Linked DNA regions of Homo sapiens: region 1 is linked to region 2. Evidence: read pairs that join two places in POLR2A ChIA-PET (ENCODE). Cell type or tissue: A673. All regions are shown on one strand. Links, peaks and the distances in the headings refer to the core of each region. The heading gives the core; the rest is flanking DNA. Region 1 has its middle 100 kb from the start of MKLN1-AS. Region 2 overlaps MKLN1 (muskelin 1).

Region 1 (2,919 bases), core at 287-2,786, 260 kb after region 2:
CAAATCTCTAGTATTTCAAGGAGCCTGTTATCCTAACCTGAGATGTTCACTCCTTTGAGGGTTTTTTTTTGAGACAGGGTCTCACTCTGTCACGCAGTGGCATGATCACTGTAACCTCCAACTCCTGGGTTCAAGTAATCCTCTGGCGTCAGCCTCCCAAGTAGCTGGCACTACAGGCACATGCCACCATGCCCTGCTAATTTTTATTTATTTTAATTCTTTATTTTATTTTATTATTATTATTTTTTGAGAAGGAGTCTCGCTCTATCACCAGGCTAAAGTGCAGTGGTGTGATCTTGGCTCACCGTAGCCTCTGCCTCCTGGGTTCGAGCGATTCTCCTGCCTCAGCCTCCCCAGTAGCTGGGATTACAGGCACTCGCCACCACGCCCAGCTAATTTTTGTATTTTTAGTAGAGATGGGGTTTCGCCATGTTGGCCAGGCTAGTCTTAAACTCCTGACCTAAGGGGATCTGCCCACCTTGGCCTCCCAAAGTGCTGGGATTACAGGTGTGAGCTACCGCACCCAGCCCCAGCTAATTTTTAAATTTTTGTATAGAAACCAGGTTTCTCTGTGTTGCCCAGGCTGATCTCAAATTCTTGGCCTCAAGCGATTGATTGTCCCCAATAGCTTCCCAAAGTGCTGGGATTACAGGTTTGAGCCTCCACACCAGCCAGTGCTTTGAGTTTTTAAACTTTTTGGTTTTGATGTCCCTGTTAAGATGCAAATGCAGGTGGGTTCAGCGGCTCACACCTGTAATCCCAGCACTTTGGGAGGACAAGGTGGGCAGATCACGAGGTCAGGAGTTCGAGATCAGCCTGACTAACATGGTGAAACCCATCTCTATTAAAAATACAAAAATTAGTCAGGTGTGGTGGTGTGTGCCTGTAATCCCAGCTACTCAGGAGGCTGAGTCAGGAGAATCGCTTGAACCCAGGAGGCGGAGGCTGGAGTAAGCCGAGATCGCACCACTGTACTCCAGCCTTGGCAACAGAGCAAGACTCCATCTCAAAAAAAACAAAAACAACAACAAAAAAAGCACATGCAGTGTATAGAGCTGAGGCTGTAACTCAGAAGTGATCAGCTCATTTCTTAGCAAGAATTCGCTATCAGTTCCAGCCAGCTCAGCATGAGAGCCCTGTGGGAAGAAGATCCAGGAAAAGCATTTTAGAGATGGAGAATGGGCAGAGGCCTTGGGAATTAAGAGCGGCAAGCTGACAGGAGGCATGAAAGAGCCACAGAAAAATCTCTGTGTAGCAATGAGGCCTGGTCCCGCAACACAAGTCAGGGTTAGTGTAGGCAGCAGAAACCCAAGCTCATCCTAACTTCCTGTAAATCTTTCTTCTCTGCTAACCCAGTTTTACTAGGCAAAGTCATCTGGGGCACAGCCAGAGGGACATATGGAAGGTTCAGAGGATTAGCAGAGTACCTGTGATGTTCCGAGCTATGGCTACGGTCTTCCAGAGTAAGGAAGCCAATGTCCTGGGCTTGTCTCCAGACCAGTTTGCTACTCTCACCAGAAAACCTGTCCTACAGCTCTGAACTGGTTGCCTGACTCCAGCCAACCATCTAAAAATTTCATGACCCTGTTCCCAAGGGTCTGAAAGGGGAATGTGGGGAAGAATCCCTATAAACTCACCCAGATTGGCAACAGATCCCAAAGTAGTATCCTTTCCTATGTAGGGGCAGAGCACTTCTTACCATGAAGATAGCATAGTGCTTGTTATATGCTGAAACTGTATTTATTTATTTTTTTTTCTGAGACAGAGTCTTGCTCTGTCACCAAAAGTGGAGTGCAGTGGCGTGATCTCTGCAACCTCCACCTCCGGGGTTCAAACCATTCTCATGCCTCAGCCTCCCAAGTAACTAGGATAACAGGTGCGCACCACCATGCATGGCTAGTTTTTATTTTCTTTCTTTTTTTTTTTTTTTTTGTATTTTTAGCAAAGAGGATTTTACCATGTTGGCCAGGCTGGTCTTGAACTCCTGACCTCAGGTGATTCACCTGCCTTGGCCTCCCAAAATGTTGAGATTACAGGCGTGAGCCACTGTACCCGGCCTGAAATTGTATTTTTAAATGTTTATATGGGTAGAAATGGCTTCCTTGTGCCCTTATCCCTGGAGAGAAAGAAGGGCAGATTCTGATGTCTTCTGCAGAATTAAGCCTGTGAACACGTGACTGCCAGTGGATACACCAGGAGGCACACAGAAGTTTCAGAGGAATACACACACTGCCCAAACCCAACAGAGAGTGTTATACCTTAGGGGAGATGCTTTGTAAAAGCAGCCATGAAATCTCCAAAGGAGATCCTGGGAGACTCTACATAAACCAGAGTGGCAGCATGGTGGAGTAGTGAAAAGCATGACTTCGGGTATTAAAGATGCTAATACCAGAGAGATGTCTTCCCTTCTTCCACCACGTGGGGACACAGCAGGAAGGTGCCATCTATAAACCAGAGAAGTAACAGCTGGGTAACTCTGAGCAAGTCCTTAACCTCTCTGGGCTTCAGTTTCCTTTTCCTCATCCATAAAATTCAGACAATAGTAGTTCTTAGCTCACAGGGTTGTTGTAAGGATTAAATGAGTTAATATTTAAAAATACTTAGAGGCCAGGCACAGTGGCCTGTAATCCCAGCACTTCGGGAGGCCGAGGTGGGCAGATCACTTAAAGTGATCACTAGATCACCCTAGCCAACATAGTGAAACCCCATCTCTACTAAAATTAGCCGGGCATGGTGGTGCATGCCTGTAGTCCCAGCTACTCAAGAGGCTAAGGTAGGAAAATTGCTTGAACCCAGGAGGCGGAGGTTGCAGTGAGCCGAGATCACACCACCACAATCCAGCCTGGGCGACAGAGCAACACTCCATGTCAAAATAAATAAATAAATAAAATAAAAGCACTTAGAACAGTGTCTGAACAG
Region 2 (2,919 bases), core at 250-2,749:
TCAAGAGATTCTTCCATCTCACACCACCATGCCTGGCTAGGAATATACTTTTAACTTAACATCCTACACGTAGCTGGATTTTCCTACTTGTGGTAAAGGAGAAATAACATGAATTCTCATTTTTTTCCTAGCATACACATTATTAAATGTACACTTCTTATTTCTAACACTAAACTTTATATTTGGACTGTAAACTTCTAAAAAGAGTTGTGAGGACCAAAAAAGGACAAACCTGGGCAATACAGTGAGATCTCATCTCTACAAAAAATGTAAAAAAGGAAAAAAAAATTAGCTCAGCATGGTTGTGCATGCCAGCAGTCCCAGCTACTCGGGAGGCTGAGGCAGAAGGATTGCTTGAGCCCAGGAAGTCCAGGCTGCAGTGAGCCATGACTGCACCACTGCACTCCAGCCTAAGTATCAGAGCAAGATCCTGTCTGAATGAATGAATGAATAAATAAATAAATAGGCAACATGCTTTACAGACCAGATTTTTCCTACTTGTCACATACCCTGCTGAAAATAAGTTTAATTGCTCCAATTCATACTTTCTAGAAATAAGATATAGCTCTTAAACTTAGCAAAGTGACTGAGTTCAACCTTAAAAGTGCCTATAGCCACCAGAAGCTCTAAAATCAAGATCCTTGGAGATTTTCTCCGAGATCACTCATTTTTCCAAAACTAAGATAATGTCACCTTCCATCTTTCTGATTCTTTAAAATTTTACATACAATATTAATACTTTTATTTAATTCTCACTAAGGGATGAACATAAATTGGATTATTTCTGGAGGAAGTCATTCAGAAAGTTCGGCTGAGGTTTTTTTTTTTTTTTTTTTGCAGACCTTAGAAAATGAAATATTCATTTATACAATGAAAGGTACAGTAAATAACCCATTTTATTTCTATTCTAATTGGCACAAAGATAGAACAGTCTGACAGAAAATTAATAAGAACAAGAACCAGGAACTCTAAATAGGCATGAAACCTTATGAAAAGTACTTCTTGTTTATAAATACTAAATCAAATTTCTCATTATTAAAATTAGCATACAATCTGAATTTGCTCCTTATCCAAATTCACCAGTGTTACAAAGGTGACTTTTTTAAAAAAATAGAGACAAGATCCTGCTATGTTACTCTGGTTAATCTTGAACTCTCGGGCTCAAGATGATCATCTCACCTCGGCCTCCAAAAGTGTTGAGATTACAAGCATGAGTTATCGCACCTGGCTAGAAGATTAAATTTTTAAGGCAGTCAATAGTAATGGTACCCTGAATGGAGCATTTACTGCTTTACTGTGATAACTATCTTGCAGAATTATTTCATTTAATTCTCTCAGCAATTTGAGGTAAGTATTCCCATTACCTCCATTTTACAGATAAAGAAACTGATAATTAGAAAGTTTAAATAACTTGCTCAAGATCACTTTTAAAAGAGATCCTGACTCTCAACCACCATCTCACATTCCAACCTCCTAATCACTAGGCTATATAATACCTCCCCTCAGACAAGACAGGAAACAACATCCCACAGGAATTTCCCCTGCTTGTATTTTTCTCTTTTTGTGTTTGTATTGTTCTCAGTATATCTGAGGTTTGTTTAGAATCCAAATAAAACAAACTATTCCTGACAAAATATATTAGTTGGCAGTGAATAGGTCAGAGTCAAAAGAAAGGAGTTAAGCTGAAGGTAAAATATTTGCTGACACCACCCTAATTGATATATTTAAATTGCTGCCAAGAAATTCTTGTTCTAAAGGCTAAAAATAAGTCAGTTAGAGATAGTTTAGTGCTATGCACTAATAAATAAAATAATGGGCCTGGGCTGTGGTATCAGACATAAGGCACATAATCATTTAAACAGAATATATGCCAGACCCCCAATTCATGTATCAGTACATCTGTTTCAAATGCTAGAATTCAGAAGGGCATGAACTTTCCAAAATAATGTTTACACCTAGGTTCTCCAGCTCACAGACTGGGGATTTCTAGTAGCCTAAGGTCTTCAACTCGAGTGTATGAATAGTGGTAAATCATTATCTAAATTCTTAGGAGAACCTTCTGGAGTCACGTTTATAGCAGTCTGCTCAGTCTAGTCCTGAGGAATCCTACATATTCTGGAGTTAGAACTTAGGACTGGAGTTGCCTTGATCAGTCGAGAAGCCTCAATCACTCGCTATGGATAAAGGGCAAGACCTCAAGAACACCTCTATTTTTTCATCCCAGTGAAAAGCACCAGAATTATATATACTCTTTTTTCTTTGAGGTACAGTTCACTTTCAAGAGATAAAAGGTCAAATAATGAAGAAACTAAATTGATATCCCAAAGTGTTATTTTATTCCAAACATAAAAAATAGTATTTATATTACATACAATGGAAAATTTCAATACTATTGCTCAACTCTAAGGCAAATAATAACTGCACCAGCATCAATGGGATTAATATGCATTCACTGACCAGAGGAAAGCTGGGAATTTCCATACTTCAAGACGATTATCTTGGTAAAAAATGAAGCTATCATAAGTTATCCTGATGAAAATGCCCTTGAAAATTCACCCAAGTAAAGGTCTGGGTTCTAGAGACCACCCACTTTATTACAGTCTTGGTATTTTTTTTTTTTTTTTTTTTTGAGATGGAGTCTTCCTCTGTCGCCCAGGCTGGAGTGCAATGGCACGATCTTGGCTCACTGCAACCTCCCCCTCCTGGGTTCAAGCAATTCTGCCTCAGCCTCCCGAGTAGTTGGGATTACAGGCGTGAGCCACCGTGCCCGGCTGATTTATTTATTTATTTATTTATTTAAATTTATTATTATTATTATTTTTTGAGACGGAGTCTCACTCTGTCGCCCAGGCTGGAGTGCAGTGGCGCAATCTCGGCTCACTGCGAGCTCTGCCTCCTGGGTTACCGCCATTCTCCTGC

The links. ChIA-PET counts read pairs that join two places held together with the same protein. Peaks named below come from ENCODE experiments on the same cell type or tissue, not always from the same donor. Only the 100,000 strongest peaks of a DNase experiment are listed, where the experiment ranks them.
Region 1: POLR2A ChIA-PET joins it to region 2 with 5 read pairs; 2 of 35 experiments call an interaction of 5 or more read pairs at or near these places.

The regions. Positions count from the first base shown.
Region 1 is chr7:131,221,874-131,224,792 of GRCh38, reverse strand. It overlaps a transcript of MKLN1 not described here. Among named protein-coding and RNA genes, the nearest start is that of MKLN1-AS, 100 kb to the left of the region's middle. In A673, for the core only: a CTCF peak has its summit at 2,430; no DNase peak of the experiment used is centred there.
Region 2 is chr7:131,479,731-131,482,649 of GRCh38, reverse strand. All of the region lies in intron 17 of MKLN1 (muskelin 1), which reads right to left. Among named protein-coding and RNA genes, the nearest start is that of PODXL, 75 kb to the left of the region's middle. In A673, for the core only: no CTCF peak of the experiment used is centred there; a DNase peak (open chromatin) is centred at 1,509.